Regions from separate parts of the Homo sapiens genome. Here region 1 is linked to region 2. The links are chromatin loops, found by intact Hi-C in ENCODE. Cell type or tissue: dorsolateral prefrontal cortex. All regions are shown on one strand. Each heading gives the region's core, and the rest is flanking DNA. Links, peaks and the distances in the headings are about the cores only. Region 1 overlaps LOC105378920 (a long non-coding RNA gene). Region 2 overlaps LINC01762 (long intergenic non-protein coding RNA 1762).

Region 1 (8,398 bases), core at 1,096-6,095, 120 kb after region 2:
TAACATAGGATGATGTTGACAATATATTCATATGTTTCAAAAGTTAAGTTGCAGGATGATACTTAGGATATAACCTTATTTTTATATAAAAATAAAGAGAAAAGAATTTTTATAAAGGAAAAACCTAGAAGGAAGAACACCAACCTATTACTAGTGGTTATTGAATTATCATTTGGAGTGGTATCACAAAGGACTTTTTTTGCTTTAAACATTTCTATATAATTGTGAGATTAGGGCCTTTTTTTTTTAAACAACGAGCCAGTTTTATTTCTATATTCAGAAAATAAAATTAAGATTTTTTAAAGTTGAAATTCACATCAAATTGATCAGTACTCAAGAGGGTATGATAAGCTATTAATTGATATTGTTGTGAATATTAGTCTCTGTATTCTATATACTTTGTCCTGTGTTTGTTTCCACAGCCCAGAATCATTTTTCTAATTATTGACTGTGTGTGAAGTTTTCCCCCTTGCGTAACAGCCTGCTGGCCTTGGAACCCAGCCACTCTGTCTCCTGATGTACTGGCGCTTCCTTTGTCTTAACTTGGAAAGATCCCACCCAGGGTATTACAGCCACTTTGTTCTTCTATCTGTAAGATATCAATATCACATCTATGGTTCCCAAGTACAATTAAAGCAAGATTAAGTTTTTAAAAAATTGGCCAGGTACTGCGGGTCGTGCTTGTAATCCCAGCACTTTGGGATCACCTGGGGTCAGGAGTTTGAGAACAGCCTGGGCAATATAGCAAGACCCCATCTCTATTAAAAATAATAATCATAAGTTTTTTTCTCCCTGAATATTTAGATCAGATACTTACTTTACCTTCATTCTCTAACATGTATTCTGCACCTGCCTCTTGCCAAGCACTTGATAGGTGAGGCACAGTCTTTGTGCCAAGGTGCGGAAAGCATCCTGGTAGAGACAGACAGGTGGGCAGCAAGAGTGACAACACAAGGTGACACCTGTATTGTTACATATGCTGTCTTAGAACCCAAATGTGTGTCTGTATTAGATGCTGGAAGGGCAAAGATGAGTAAGATATGATCCCTGACCTCTAGAGGCTTATAGTCTAAGCAGATATCCAATAGAAATATGATACAAACCATACAGGTAATTTACATTTTTCTAGTAGTCACATTAAAAAAAGAAATAGAAGAAATTAATTTTAATCATATATTTAACTCAATATTTCTCTAATATTATCTTGTTTAATTTTTATTTTTTCTGTTTCTCTTTTTTAAATTTTTAAAAATATGTATTTATTTATTTATTTGCTTATTTTGGGGACAGCGTCTCACTCTGTTACCCAGGTTGGAGTGCAGTGGCTCAGTCATCGTTCACTGCAGCCTCAACCTTCTGGGCTCAGGCAATCCTCCTGCCTCAGCCTCCTGAGGAGCTAGGACTATAGGCACCTGCCATGATGCCCAGCTAATTAAAAAAAATTTTTTTTAGATACAGGGTCTCCTTGTGTTGCGCCAGGCTGGTCTCAAACTCCAAGTGATCCTCCTGCACCTAGGCCTCCCAAAGTGCTATCATAACAGGTGTGAGCCACCACACCCAGCCTATAATATTATTCCACCATATGATCAAGAGAAACATGATCATTGAGGTATTTTATATTATCTCTTTCATACTATTTCACATGTAGTATGTATCTGATATTTACAACACATCCCTATTCAGACTAGACACAGTTCAAGTGCTCAGTAGGCATGCGTGGTCAGTGGCTACCACATTGAACAGGGCAGATCTAAGGGGAAGATGAACTTATAAATAGATCATTTTGCAACAACATATTCAGAGCTCCCATAGGGCATGCCTAGCCTAGGTTGCGGTGGGGGATAGTCCTCACTTACTGGGGTGGGATGTGTGGGGGAGGGGGGAAGGGTCAGGGAAGGCTTCCTGGAGGAAGTGGCATGTGATCAGAGGTAGCCAGATGCACTATGGGAAGACCATGTTTAGAGGTGAAATAGACCTGAAGATGTGCTCAGTGGCTTCAAACACTGCAGTGCATGAAGGGCTCATCACTACTTTGGTGGTTATAGCTTAAAAAGTAAAACAGAAAAACATAATTTTTTTTTAAGGGACGCTTTTAGAAGATAGGACAGGAATGAGGTAGAAGGGGAAGTGCAGAGGAAGGCCAGTAAAGAGGGAAGCTTTACTACTCAAGGGTAAACTTGACCTGAGACCAGAAACATGAGGAGCATTTTGCCTGGGCAGTGCCCAGTTAGTGGAGGGCAGGCCGGATTTCAGCCCCTGGTGGGCCCCGCAGCCAGGCCTTTTATGGATTCCATGGGCTGCACAAACTTCTATGGTGGCATTCATTCTGCTGTTCTGTTATGCTGCTCCCTCTTAGGCTGGGCTGTTTCTCCACATTTGCATGAAAATAAGTGTACTGGAGCTGGTTAGAGAATGTGACTCTGATTACTTTTTTCTGGGGTTTGTCTGTAGGTATAAGTTTCTAAGTGTGCTTGAACCTTGCTGAAGTGTCCCATAAGGACCAGGGAAAAATACAGTCCATGCCTTCTGGGGGCCTGTCTTTCCAAACACTAGCCTTAAACTGGCACTGCCATTTGAAGGGCATCTGTGCTTACAGACCTGGAGAAGGAATGCCACGTGTGCTCAGCATGTGTCTAGGCTGCGGTTATCTGAGCAGGACACCAATCCACTGTGCAACCTTCGACCAGTCACCTTGCCTCTGTGCGTTTCCTCTCCTCCTCTGTGAAAGTTGAGGTTGGGATAGATGACAAAGCTCACGGTGTTGTGACTAGGAATCTGTAACTAACTGGAGCAAACTTGCCCTTAGCAAACAATGCCCTAGGCTGTCCCCAGTCTACGGCCCCCAACCATGACACACACAAAGCTGAACATTTGGTCCTCCCAACCTCTCCTGAACAAGTGCTTGCTGAAACCCAGGGAAATCCGGTTTCAGAAATTTCCTTATGCAACAGTTTTTCCTCACTTTACGCTGCTGGTGCTTTAAGAAACACAATATTGGCAAAATGGATTATGCTCAGAATAATTCCTAAGAACTGGATGGACCAGTTTGGTGAGAAGCCCAGGGCACCTTCAATTAGGGACTGGCATCTCTGTCCTCCCCCAGTGCTCCCCTCTCACTGGGGTGTAATGGGATGACAACCAGGAGTCAGGCTAGGTCACAGGATGAGAAGTATGCACTGGCTGAAGCCGCCTGGGACAGCTGTAGAGTACCCTCGCCTTGGCCTCGGCTCACTGAGGCTTTAATAATGCAATAATAACCAGCTTCTAAAGCACACAAGGCTTTTAGAAAGAAGGACATAAAAGCAACTTTGTTCTGTTCTTGCCCAGAACAGCACACATCCACAGGTGTTCCCACAGAAGCTGGCCACGTGGCTGCGGCTGTTGTTGGATTTCCCCCCTTCTCCCTTACTGAGGCGCTATAGATAGCTTAGAATGAAAACGGCACCCAGAAGAGACACTTTAAAAAGAGAGGAGAAGGCCGGGCGTGGTGGCTCATGCCTGTAATCCCAGCACTTTGGGAGGCCAAGGCAGGCGGATCATGAGGTCAGCAGTTCAAGACCAGCCTGGCCAACATAGTGAAACCCCATGTTTACTAAAAATACAAAAATTAGCCGGGTGTGGTGTCACACACCTGTAATCCCAGCTACTTGGGAGGTTGAGGCAGGAGAATTACTTGAACCTGGGAGGCAGAGGTTGCAGTGAGCCCAGATGGGGTTTGAGGGTGGGGAGAGAAAGAAAGCAGAAGAGGGAAGAGCAGACTGGTGAGCTGGATGTGCTTTCTGCTGAGCGCTTCTCTTCCAAAGACTGCTGGCCCCTGCAGGGTGCTGCGTCCACTCCATCAAAAAGTCATCATCAGCCCGGTGTGACCCTTACTGCAGTCAGAGCGTGGGTGGCTGCACAGACAAAACCATTTCTCCTCCATGCTCTGCATTCGGCAGGCCTCATCACTGCGTATCCCGCGGAGGGGCAGCCAGTGCTCAGCTCACCCTCCCTGCCACTGGGACCCTGCCCCGCCTCCCTCCTCTCCAGCTTCCCCACCCCCACTTGCCCAAATGCCTAGGTTATATAGTGGCTTCTTCATCCCTAGTTCTTTCATTTTGTTCTTTGCAGAAGGAAAACCCCTCTGCTTAGGGTGGAAACCACTCTCCACTATGTAAAGTCCAAATTGAGAACTGGATGGTGGATGGGATTAACCCAAATGGACCCACTTCTGCCTCTTGTGTTACAGAATGAGAAACAGAGGCCAGAGAGCAAAGTGATGGGGCCAAGGAGACATAGCTGGGGCCATGTTGGGAGCTATTAAGCCCTATGTTTATTGCTATGTGTGTGCAAAAACAACAAGGTGCTTTATTTATAACCTCAATTGTCATCGTAAGGAGTGTGGGCCCTATAAACTGTGCTGGGGGAGGAGTGGGCCTTTATTTAAACTGTATTGTGGGTTGATAAAGAAACACTTGGTGGCTGTCCAGCAGTGGAGGAATTTGCAGAACATGTATGTCTAGTAGGTCTTTTTTTTTTCTTTAATTATTTGCTGTGGAGTCCTTCTTCTCTCTCCCTCATGAAACTGTCAGGAGATTCTCCACTGTTCATTAATGTTCTATGAGTGGATCTTGGCGAGGCATTCAAAGAGTTGCTGAGATCTGTGTCCAAGTTGACATGCCATGAACAGACAGCTACTACAAATGCCTGGTGGAGAGAATGAGGAGTCAGCTGTCACATGTCTACATGTGACATCTGGGTGCTACATGGAAGTCCATAGGGGGCTGACAGCCCTTGTCATAATGGCCTATTTAGAACTGATTTTGAGTTTGCACGTGGTCTTATAGCTGTTTCCAGACAGTCAGAAAGAGTTGCAGCATTTCCCACAGCTGCATGCTAGGCGAGATATCTTTGGCTGTCTTTCTCAGCTTCTGGGCTGTCTGGACGGAAGCCTCCCTCAGGCCATTCTAATTTGCAGTTCCATTTACCAGTGGGCTGCTTTCATGTTCCTCTCTCGGCCAAACATTACTCCTACATGCTCACTCCATCATTGTGGGGCTGGGACAACGCATGCTTCAGCATTGGAAAATGGAATGTCTTTCAAAAAATTCATTATTTTAAAAATACTATATTGATGGCTCCTGCTTCCTGTTCCAAACTGCTGTGGTTTCCTATTGCCTATGATATCAAGTCTGAAGTCTCAATCCTGTTATTTAAAGTTGTTTACTTTTTGGCTTTAACTCACATGCATTCATTTATTCATTCATTCACCAAATACCACTTTGGCCTACAAATTTAAGGTGCTCCAGTAGCTTTTGTCTCCTACTTAAAATAATTTCCTTTCTACCCTTCCCTGAGGAGTCCATGAGAAATTTCATCTTTATGCTGCCATCCATACTAACCTGGGCTCCTGGATTTCTCTTTCCCTCTGCTCTGCCTAGTCGAATCCATTTCCTTTAGCTCTTAGCTAGCAAGGAATAGCACTCAAACAGTCACCTGGAAAAGAAGTTCAATGAGTGGCTGTAAGGCTATACCTGGATTTAGACCAGAGCTGGCAAGATATCAAGTTGCAAGGCAGATCCAGGGACTAGCTGCTCCACCTCTCTTGTTTTGGCTGAATGGTCTCTATTTTTCTCATGCTATTGTCACTTATGTGGAGTGTTTGCTCCTCTATTGACCAGCTCGTTCTATCTACTCATGACTTTGGCTTACTTATGGTTTTGGCTTGCCCTGGACTCTCTGGTTCCTCCGTTACCTTAAGGTAATACTGGAGGCAAGTCTTTTAGCATCTGCCTGTGCTGCCAGCTCTCTCATTTTGGTTTTTCAATTTCAGATTCCAGAAGGGAATCTGGTTGATGCAGATTATCTTTTTATGTGGGTCCAAGTTGTAGGTCTCAGGCTGCCCAAGTATGAACCACACCCTTGGATCAGACGCTCTCTCTGGTTACTCAATCTTGGCTGGTGGACAAGGATCCAACTCTCTCAGTGGGGACCGGAATTGGGATATTTCCATATGGGTAGCTTCAGGCATGAGCTGGCACACACCTTGATTACAATGGCCTTGAAAGCCTAGCTCATGTAATTGCTGGGCATAGTGGCTTATGCCTGTAATCCTAGCACTTTGGGAGCCTGAGGCGAGCCGATCACCTGAGGTCAGAAGTTCAAGACCAGCCTGGCCAACATGGTGAAACCCCATCTCTATTAAAAATACAAAAATTAGCCGGGTATGGTGGTGCATGCCTGTAATCCCAGCTACTCGGGAGGCTGAGGCACAAGAATCACTTGAACCTGGGAGGTGGAGGTTGCAGAAAGCTGAGATCATGCCACTGCACTCCATCCTGGGTGACAGAGTGAGACTCTGTCTCAAAAAAAAAACAAAAAACAAAAAACAAAAGCCTAGCTCAGGTCATATGTCCTCTGTATTTCTCTTCTCAATTACCTCTTCACTTATTTAGTATTTATAATATTGTATTTTTAGTTATTCATGTCCATGCATTTGTCTTTTGTAACCTAGATGATTAATAACTTAAGTTCTGAAACTTAGAAGCCCAAGAACCATAAAACCAAGGCTAAATGACCTCCTAACCTGAATTCTTAGTGGCATTATGATTTCAAATATTCTCTAGTACTGTCCCTGGAAATTGTTGAAATATTTCAAGAATTCCAATGTTTTTGAACTTTTGTCTGCTTCTCAGAATATCTCATATGTGGAAGTGACACAAAAATTTTATGTCTCAATTTTTGAGGTTGAAAACATGGCTGCTGTATTTCCTAAATGTGGTGATGGAGGGTAGTTGACACTGGAGAGAGAATAAAGAAGCAGAATGTTTGGTTGGGTAACTCATTGACTATAGGGGAAGAGGAAGAGTATAAACTTTATTAATAGAATTACCCATGTTTTCAGCTTGGGTGCTTAGATGGAAAATGGGAAGAGAATTCTAAAATCATAAAAAGGGGGGAAGGTTGAATGTGATCCATATTTTATAGACCTTCAATATTACATTGATAATATTTATTTAGTGCTCACTCTTCATCATGCACTGGGCTAGGGCAGTTGATACCAACATGAATAAGACAGAGTACCTGCCATTGAAGTGTTCTGTCCAGAGGGGGAGATATTTAGAAAAACAAAAGATTATAATTTAATATAATGTGCTAAGTACCATAATGAAAAGAGACTCGTGCAAGATATAGTGGTAGGCCAAAAAGAGGAATAATCTAGACCTCTTGGGAAGATCATAGGAAATTTAAGAGGAGAAGACACTTAAGAAGAGCTGGGAAGGATGATCAGGTGATTGGGGAGGGCATTCTTGACATCAGAAATATCTTTTGAAAGGTCGAGATAACACTCAGAGGACTGATAGGAAATGAAGCTGAGATCAGATCCTAGAGAACCTTAAAAGGCAAGCTAGTGAGGCTGGGTTTTATTCTCCAGAAGAACGGGAGCCATTGAAGAGTTTTAAGCATGATAGTAAGGTGGGCAGATTTGCAGTTATAAAATGATCACTCAGGTAGCAGTGTGAAGGATGAATTAGATGGGGATGAGACAGAAGGCAGAGAGCATGGTTAGGAGGTTGCTGCAATAGTTCACCAGAGAGATTAAGAAAGTTGGATCTGAGGGAGCTGCAGTAGTGAGAGAAGAGAAGAGAAGGCTGGAGAGATGTTACAGAAATAGAACGCATAAGACTTGGCAACTGACTAGATGGAAGGATGGGAAAGGAGTCCTGTGTAATTGGGCAGATGGTGATAATAATATCTAGAACCAAAAATACAGAAGTTGGTTTTGGACAAACTAATGTTCTCCATCAGATTGCTGTTTCCCTGAGAACAGGGACTGTGTTTTATTCACTTTTACATTACCTGTACCTAGTACAGTGTATGGAATGCCTACTGATTAGAGTTTTGAGCATGTGGATTTAAAACATCTGAGGGATATCCGGGTAGACACATCTAGTACTCAGCTTTGAAATTCAAGTGAGAGAGAGATCTGAGCTGGAGAGGCACATTTGGGAATCATCATATATAATGATGAGTGAGCTCACTAAGGGAGTAAGACCAAAGGATGGTTGGGTAGAAGACCTTGAGTAATAGCAATATTTAAGGGGCAGGAAAAAGAAGAGGAACCATTTGCAAAAATGAGAACATGGTGTCATGGCGTCATGGAAGCCAAAGTGCAGACAGTATGCAGAACATGGAAGAGGTAAACAGGATCAAAGGTCACTAAGAGGTCATAGCTCCCAGGAAGTATCAACGCAGTTAACTGGCTGGGCTCTGGCCTCAGAATAATAGATTGCCATTCTAGCAAACCCAGTCCACGTAGACAGTCTCAGGCCCACGGCCTCACTTTCCTCATTCAAGAAGCCATAGCATCAGAAGACTAAATCTGTCCTGCTTTTCACACAATGCTCTTGTAAGGGTT
Region 2 (8,398 bases), core at 2,334-7,333:
CAGGTATGAAACAGGGCATATCACTACAGACCATGGAGGCATCAAATGGTTAATAAAAAAAGATAGTATGAACAACTCTACACACACAAATTTGACAAGTTACATGAAATGGACAAATCTATTCAAAAATACAAACTACTACAACTCACCCAATATGAAATAGATCATTTGCATAGCCCAAAGCTACTAAATAAATGGAATTAATTGGTAGTGAAAAAACGCCTAACAAAGAAATCTTCAGGCTTAAATGGTGTCTTTGGAGAATAAAAAAGAATAAAGAAGAATTTACTTCAATTCTACAAAATATTTTCCAGAAAATAAAATAGGAAGGAACCCACCCCAATTTATTTCATCAAGCTGGTATTACCTGCATACCAAAACCAGACAAAGACAGTACAAAAAAAGAATATTACAGAACAATATCTTTCATGAATACAGATGCAAAATTTCTAAGAAAATAGGAAATAGAACTTAGCAATATATAAAAAGAAGTATTCTGTTGCTAAATAGAATTTAGCAATATATAAAAAGTCACCAATTAGAGTTCATTCCCGAAATATAAGGCTGGCGCAATCAATGTAATTCACTATGTTAACAGACTAAAAAAGAAGGAGAAAAATTAGATGATCATATCAACTGATGTAAAAGAAAAAGCATTCAACAAAATTAAATGCCTATTCATGATAAAAAGTTTTTTTGAAAAACAATAATAGAAAGAAACTTCAACTTGATAAAAAGCATCTACGAAAAACTTGCAGCTAACATTATACCTAATTGTAAAGACTGAATACTTTGTTCCTAATATCAGCAACAAAACAAGGATGTGTGCTCTCATCACTCTTATTCAACATAGTGCTGGAAGTTCTGGCCAGTTTAATCAGGCAAGAAAAGAGAATAAAAGGCATATAGATCAGAAAGGAATAAATAAAACTGTTTCTATTTCAGATGAAATGCTTATTTGCCTAGAAATGACATGGCATCCACAAAAAAACATCCAAAACTAATCAATTAATTCAGCAATGTAACGGTACGAGACAAACATACAAAAATCAGTCATACATCTATATACTAGCAGTGAAGACTTGAACACTACAATTAAAAATACAATATCATGTACAATAGCCTTAAAAAAATAAATACTTAGGTAAGTCTAACAAAATGTACAAAACTTAAATTCAGAAAATCACATGACGTTGATGAAAGAAATCATCTAAATAAATGCAGAGACATGCCATGTTCATGAATTGGAAATTTTGTATATATATATATATATATATATATATATATATATATATATATATAAATATAAAATATACATTTCCTATATATATGTATTTCCTATATATATTTCTAATATATATATATTTCCTATATATATATTTCTAATATATATATATTTCCTATATATATATTTCTAATATATATATATTTCCTATATATATATTTCTAATATATATATATTTCCTATATATATTTCTAATATATATATATTTCCTATATATATTTCCTACATATATATTCAGAAAACCCATCTCCTGCACAACATGAATTGGAAAATTTAACAAAGATGTCAATTTCTCCCAAATTGATATACACTTATTGCGATACAATTATCTCTCGATATTTTCAGGAAATTGGCTCCAGGACACCCTCCTCCATACCAAAATCCTTGGATGCTCAAGTCCCTCAATAAAAAGGCATGGTATTTGCATAAAACCTAAGCACAGCCTCCCATATACTTTAAATCATCTTTAGATTACTTATAATACCTAATACAATTAAATGTATGTAAATAGTTGATATGTTGTATTGTTATTTGTATTTTTTATTGTTGCATTGTTATTTTTTATTTAAAAAATATTTTGATCCTTGGTTGGTTGAATCTACAGATGTGAAACCAATTGATACAGAGGATCGGCAGTACCTATCCAAACCCTGATAAGATTTTTGCAGACATGGATAGAATCATTCTAAGATCTATGTGAAAAGGCAAAGGAACTAGACTAGCTAAAATATTTTGGAAAAAATAAATAAAGTGAAAGGAAACCATCTGCCACATTTTAAGACTTACTGTACTGCTACAGTGATCAAGTCTTTGTGGTATTGGCAAAGTAATAGACACATAGACCGATTGAATGGAATACAGAAACCAGAAATAGACCCACACAAATATGCCAAACTGATTTCTTTTGGTCACAGCTTTACTGGGATATAGTTCACACACCATACAACTCACCTACTTAAAATGTAAAACCCAGTGGTTTTTAATATATTCAGAGTCATGCTACCATCACCACAATCAATATTAGACCACTTTTATTACCCCCCAAAGAACTTTGTACCCTTTATCAGTGACCCATACTTTTCTGCAACTTCCCCCATAGCCCTAGACCAACCACTAGTCTATTTTCTGCCTCAATAAATGTGCCTATTCTGGACATTTTATGCCCAACTGACTTTAACAAGAGTCAAGAGCAACTGCATAGAGAAAGGAAAGCCTTTCAACAAATGATGCTGTCACCAATGGACACCTATAGGCACCTATAATCAATCAATCAACCAACCAACCAACCAACCAACTAAATAACCAATATTGGCCTAAGTCTCACACCCTTAAGCAAAAGTTAACTCAAAATAGATCATGGACTTAAATGTAAAACACAAAAATATAAAACTTTTACCCCAAAACTAGGAGAAAATCTTTGAGGTCTACAGCTAGGCAAAGAGTTTTCAGACTTAATACCAAAAACATAATCATGAAAGAAAAAATGATAAGTTGGACTTAATGAAAATTTAAAATTTTTGTTCTATAAAAGCTCCTGTTAAAACGATGAAAAGACAAGCTACAGAATGGAGGAAAATATTTACAAATCACATATGCAGCAAATGATTAGTATCTAGAATATATAAAGAACTCTCAAAACTCAACAATAAAAAAGCAAATAATCCAATTAGATCATGGGCAAAAGACATAAACAGACATTTCACTGAAAAAGATATACAAATGGTAAATAGCACATCAAAAGTTGTTCAACATCATCAGCCATTAGGGAAAAGAAAATTAAGATGACAATTTTATCACCACACACCTATCAGAATGGCTAAAAACAAATCGTGGTAACATTAAATGCTGATGATGATGTAGAGAAACTGGACTACTCACATATTGCTGGCAGGAAAGTAAAAAATGTTACAACCAATCTGAAAATGATTTGTCAGTTTCTTTAAAAACTAAACATGTAACTACCGTATGACCCAGCAATTACACTCCTGGGCAATTATCCCAGAGAAATGAAGACAAATGTTCATACAAAATCCTGTAGACTAATGTTTACAATAGCTTTATTCATGGTAGCCAAAACCTGGAAACAGCCCAGATATCCTTCAATGGGTGAATGGTTAAACAAACTCTGGTACATCCACACTGCAGAATAATACTCAGCAGGAAAAAGGAATGACCGATAATACAGACAATAATCTAGATGCATTTCCAGAGAATTATGCTGAGTGAAAAAATCCTATCACAAAAGGTTACATACAGTATGATTCCTTAAATATGGCATTCTCGAAATGACAAGACTTTAGAAATGGAGACTAGATTAGTGATTGCCAGGGATTAAGGAGTCGGTGGGGGTGGAAAGGAAGTGAGTGTGGGAATAAAAGGACAATGAGGAATCCTTGTGCTGTTGGAAATATTCTATATCTCAACCTTATAGTTTTGCAATATCATTAAGGGAAATTGGGTAAAGTGCGCATAGAATCTCTGTATTATTCTTTACCACTGCATAACCTACATTTATCTCAAAATTAAAAGTTGAAGGTAAAAAAAGATTACATACTGAATTATTCCATTTATAGGACATTCTTGAAAAAAATAAAACTATGGAGATGGAGAACAGATCAGTGGTTATTAGGGGTTAGGAGAGCTTCTTTTCTATGATTTTGCAGTCTGAAGTTGCCATACCTGGAAGCAGAACCCAAGTCTTCTAATTTCTGAGAGCATGATCTCAAAAAGCCAGGGAAGATGGCCGTTTTAGTATCCAAGGGACATTTTTGTCCATCTAGAGAAAGAAGCATTTCACAAGGTAACTGATCATTCGGGAGTCCCACAGTGTGGTTAAGCAGGACAGCAATAAACATCCTTGGGTGTTTCCTGTCTCCTGCTTTTGGCTTGGGCAAGGAAAGCCATTTGCTTTGGAAACCAGTCAGAATCAAGCCTAGTGAGAATTAAGTCTACCTTCATCAAGAACCCATCTCCCTCAGGCTTCTCCAGGAGGTGATCTAGGTCCTTTGGTGGGGGCTGATGTAACTGCCAGACTGTGGGGCAGCTTAACGCTCCTACCAGATGACACTGCTGTCAGGGGCAGGAGCCCTGGGTCCCAGTGATGGCCCTATCGCTTACTCCATCACCTCTCCAATAAAAAGCAGGGGACAGACTTGCTCTTGGGCCCTTTCAGCTCCTGTGTTCTGAGATTCTGACAGCTGAGATCTCTGAGGCCTGCAGCTACCTGGGGCCCACTGTAAGCACCCCAAGGGCAGGGCTGGGGCTGGCCCCCCACTCTGTGCTCAGAGACAAGTGAAGGCACAGCTACAGCAAAGAGTGGGTAACAGGGAATGCCGTGTCATCTGATCCTTAGCTGATTAATCCTTTGAAAACGCACTCTGAGGACATGTTCGTGAAGGACGTCACTGAGGTGGGGGAAGAATGCAGCCTGTTGTCTGGGCCCAGGACACAAAGGCCTGTCTGTTTGCACGTGGGCACTCCTGATCCAGGCCGGATCAGCTGCTCTTGTTTCCTCCTTCGCCATCACAATACAACTACAGAGTTACAGTCTGCCCTTCAACCCCCGCCCCAGGAGAACTGGGCAATGGGATTTCTGCCCACTGGGTGCCCGCTGAGCACAGCCAGTAATACCAGCCTCCCGGCCCACTTGGCTCCTAGTGAGTGTAGAATTTCAATAGCCTGCTGCTCCCTGCCCTCATTTACTGCCCTCTCTTATCTTCCCTTTCTCTCACCCTCCCAGACACACGTGTGAGTGGCAGATCCAGGGTGATCTGGACCCTGCTGATCATCAGTGAGCCAAGCCTGGAAGCCTGAGCCATCACCAGCTGGGTGGTAGCCAGCTGTGGCTCAGGGCCACTCTAGAAACACTTGCCTTGGGCTGCAGCTGCCCTGGGCTACTACCCTGATCCCTAGGAAACGGGGCATGGGGCATTTTCCTGAACAGAGCCCTTGCCAATGCCCAGCAAGAAACCAGTGTGGCACTGGGATTGGAAAGCCTGGAGTGTGAATATGGACTCTGATGTGCCAACTTACAGAAGAAGCATAGGCAAGATTCTTAGTCTCTGTGAGTCTTGGTTTCCTTGTTTACGTAAGATGAAGATAATCATTATTGCCCCATAGGATTGTTAAGAGGTTTCCATGGGCATTCAAGCAGTGCTTAGCATGGGGTAGACATAGAGTAAGCACTGAAATCACACACACACACACACACCTCACACACACATCAGCCACTCAAGACCATTCATTTGTTCATCAGTTGAGTGCCTTTTAAGTGTCAAACACTGTGCAAGACACTTGAGAGGAATCAGTGATCAAAACAGACAAAAATTCCTAGCATCATGTCATGCAACTTCCAATGCAGTGAGACAGACAAGAAACAATAAACGTGACAAACAAGGAGAGTATAATAGTATAGTATGTCAGAGGGGCTGGGGCTGTCAGGAAAAAGAACAGAGCAGGGTAAGAGGAACCAGAAGGTGGGAGTAGGGGAAGGTCCAATGTTTAACAAAGTGGTCAAGAAAAGCCTTATTAAGAACGTGACATTGATGTAAAGATCTGAAGGAGGTGTAGGAGGGAGTCAGGCAGGTTTGGGGAGAAGGAAGTTCCAGGCAGAGGGAACAGCCCTGAAAAGTGCCCAAAGTGGAGGTGTGCCTAGTGTCTCCATACACTAGGAGGAGGTCGGCTGTGCTAGGAGAGTGAATGAGGGGCAATACTGAGAGCTGAGGAGAGGGATGAAAGCAGGCTAGATGCAGGAGGACCTTTGCATTGTCTGCTGGGGCCGCCTACCGAAGTTCCACAAACTGAGTGGCTTAAACAACAGAAAAGTACCAAGTTCCGGTGACCAGAAGTCCTTATAAGGTATCGTGTCCCTGGATTTCCCAACAGGTTTCTTCTTCTTATTCCTCTGCAGAAAGGTGTAATTTGGGGACCCTTCCTTTTATCACCTCTCCTGCCAGGCAACACGGGCTGGGCTTCTGTGAGCTTTTCTTGCCTGCCACTGGTCCTTTCTTTCTTCCTTGAACAAACTATTCAGGCCTCAGAAGTCTCTCATTCTTATCTGGGTTTATCTGCAGCATTCCTGATGCGGGGTCAGTGTGCATCTTATGGCTCCACTCCTTCCTGCTGTGAGCACCTGAGAATGGTCATATCCTTGCTAGTTTTCTTATCAGTCTTCCCTGACCTGAGAGGCCCTTTCCTGCCTTCAGTTCCATTCTAGTTGGGTTGGTTGGCCCTACCCTGTATCCAGCTAAACTCAGCCCACTGCTTCTCTGGATAGGTATTTGTAGAAGGATCAACCCTAAAAATCAATCCAATTATTATAAATAAAAATCAATAATAATACCCAGTGTGGCCGGGCATGATGGCTCATGCCTGTAATCCTAGCACTTTGGGAGGCTGAGTTGGGTGGATCACCTGAGGCCAGGAGTTCGAGACCAGCCTAGCTAACATGGTGAAACCCTATCTTTACTAAAAATATAAAAATTTGTTGGGCGTGGCGGCATACACCTGTAATCCCAGCTACTCGGGGCGTTGAGGCAGGAGAATCGCTTGAACCCGGGGTGTGAAGGGTTGCAGTCATTGCACTCCAGCCTGGGTGACAGAGCAAGACTCTATCTCAAAAAAGAAAAAAAAAAAAAAGAACCAGTGCTAGTGATGGTTCCCTTGTGGCTGGTCATGGCATATATCATTATAATGATTTAGGAAAGTAATTTGATAATATGTGTGAACTATCATGAGATCTAAGGGTGCTTGTACCCTTTCATTCAGGTATCTCACTTTTGCAAATTTAGCTAAAGAAAATAAACCTGAAGAGGAAAATACTTCATGTAAATAAAAATATACATCACAGAAATTTATAACATGGAAGACTTGGAAAAAACAGCAATGACTAATATTTATTAAGTATTTATTATATACCAGGCATCATTAAGTTCTTAATATATTATTTCACCTAATCCTCACTACATCTTCATAAGATGGGAACAACGAGATAGAACCTGCAATGACCATGTAACTCCTGTAATTTCCTCAGGCACCTACCAAGTGCTGTAGTTTAGTCTACTGGCCTTGAGGACTGCCCTACAGCTACATTAATCTTGATCTTGTACCCAATCCTTTCCTGCCCCTGCCCCCTCCCTCTAATAATTAGACTACCACAGGGTAAGTGCTGTGACATAGCCAATTAATGACAAGAATCACTACTGATTCTTGCAAGCTCTCCTCCCCCCTCTGTATAAAGTTAGATTAATGACTCTGACAGGACGTTAAGTGAATTGGTTTGATTTTTGTAATTGAAAAAATTGGGGGTAGGGCATTACTTTAATTCCAGCTCCTCCTTCAAACCTTCAAGATCTTCTGGATCCCAACTCTTTTGTTTAATATAGTAACTATCTCTCTCAAATTTTTCACTGTAGATCCCATAGCACATGCGCAGTGCCAAGAGACCCTCTCTAGGTTCAGATAATAGTGCTGAAACTCTTCCTTTCCTACCACCTTTAAAAAAAAAAAATTAGGCTGTGTGCAGTGGCTCATGCCTGTAATCCCAGCACTTTGGGAGGCTGAGATGGGAGGATTGCTTGAGCCCAGGAGTTTGAGACCAGGCTGGGCAGCATGGTGAGACCCCCATCTCTACAAAAAAACAAATTAGTTGGGAGTGGTGGTGTACACCACGCCTATAGTTCTAGCTACTTGGGAGGCTGAGGTGGAAGGACTGCCTGGGCCTGGAAGGTCGAGGCTGCAGTGAGCCATGATCACACCAGTGCACTCCAGCTTGGGTGACAGAGGAAGACTCCATCTCAAAAGAAAGAGGAAGAAGGAAGGAAGGAAGGGGAAAGAAAGAAGGAAGGAAGGAAGGAAAGAAAGAAGGAGAAAGAAAGAGAGAGAAAGAAAAAGAAAGAGGAAGGAAGGAAAGAAGGAAAGAAGGAAGGAAGGAAGGGAAAGAAAGAGAGATTAAAGTACTTATGAACTCCTCACATAGTAAGCCCAAAATAGAGCTTTTATCAGCTATCTGGTAGGTCCAAACCATGGGTTGAGTACTGGGTTAGTTCTTTGGCAAACTGCCTGAGTTCTCTGACCTTGAATAGGCATGACCATCCACTTCACAGAATTGCTGTG

The links. Peaks named below come from ENCODE experiments on the same cell type or tissue, not always from the same donor. Only the 100,000 strongest peaks of a DNase experiment are listed, where the experiment ranks them.
Region 1: a loop joins it to region 2, with 23 times the contacts of the local background. A loop is called at or near these places in 1 of 110 quality-filtered maps.

What each region holds. Positions count from the first base shown.
Region 1 is chr1:116,306,817-116,315,214 of GRCh38, reverse strand. The region is part of intron 3 of LOC105378920 (a long non-coding RNA gene); the gene reads left to right. Among named protein-coding and RNA genes, the nearest start is that of ATP1A1, 62 kb to the left of the region's middle. In dorsolateral prefrontal cortex, for the core only: no CTCF peak of the experiment used is centred there; DNase peaks (open chromatin) are centred at 3,364 and 4,918; H3K27ac peaks cover 3,113 bases.
Region 2 is chr1:116,430,036-116,438,433 of GRCh38, reverse strand. The region is part of intron 2 of LINC01762 (long intergenic non-protein coding RNA 1762); the gene reads left to right. Among named protein-coding and RNA genes, the nearest start is that of ATP1A1-AS1, 16 kb to the right of the region's middle. In dorsolateral prefrontal cortex, for the core only: no CTCF peak of the experiment used is centred there; a DNase peak (open chromatin) is centred at 4,843; H3K4me3 peaks cover 1,195 bases; H3K27ac peaks cover 3,605 bases.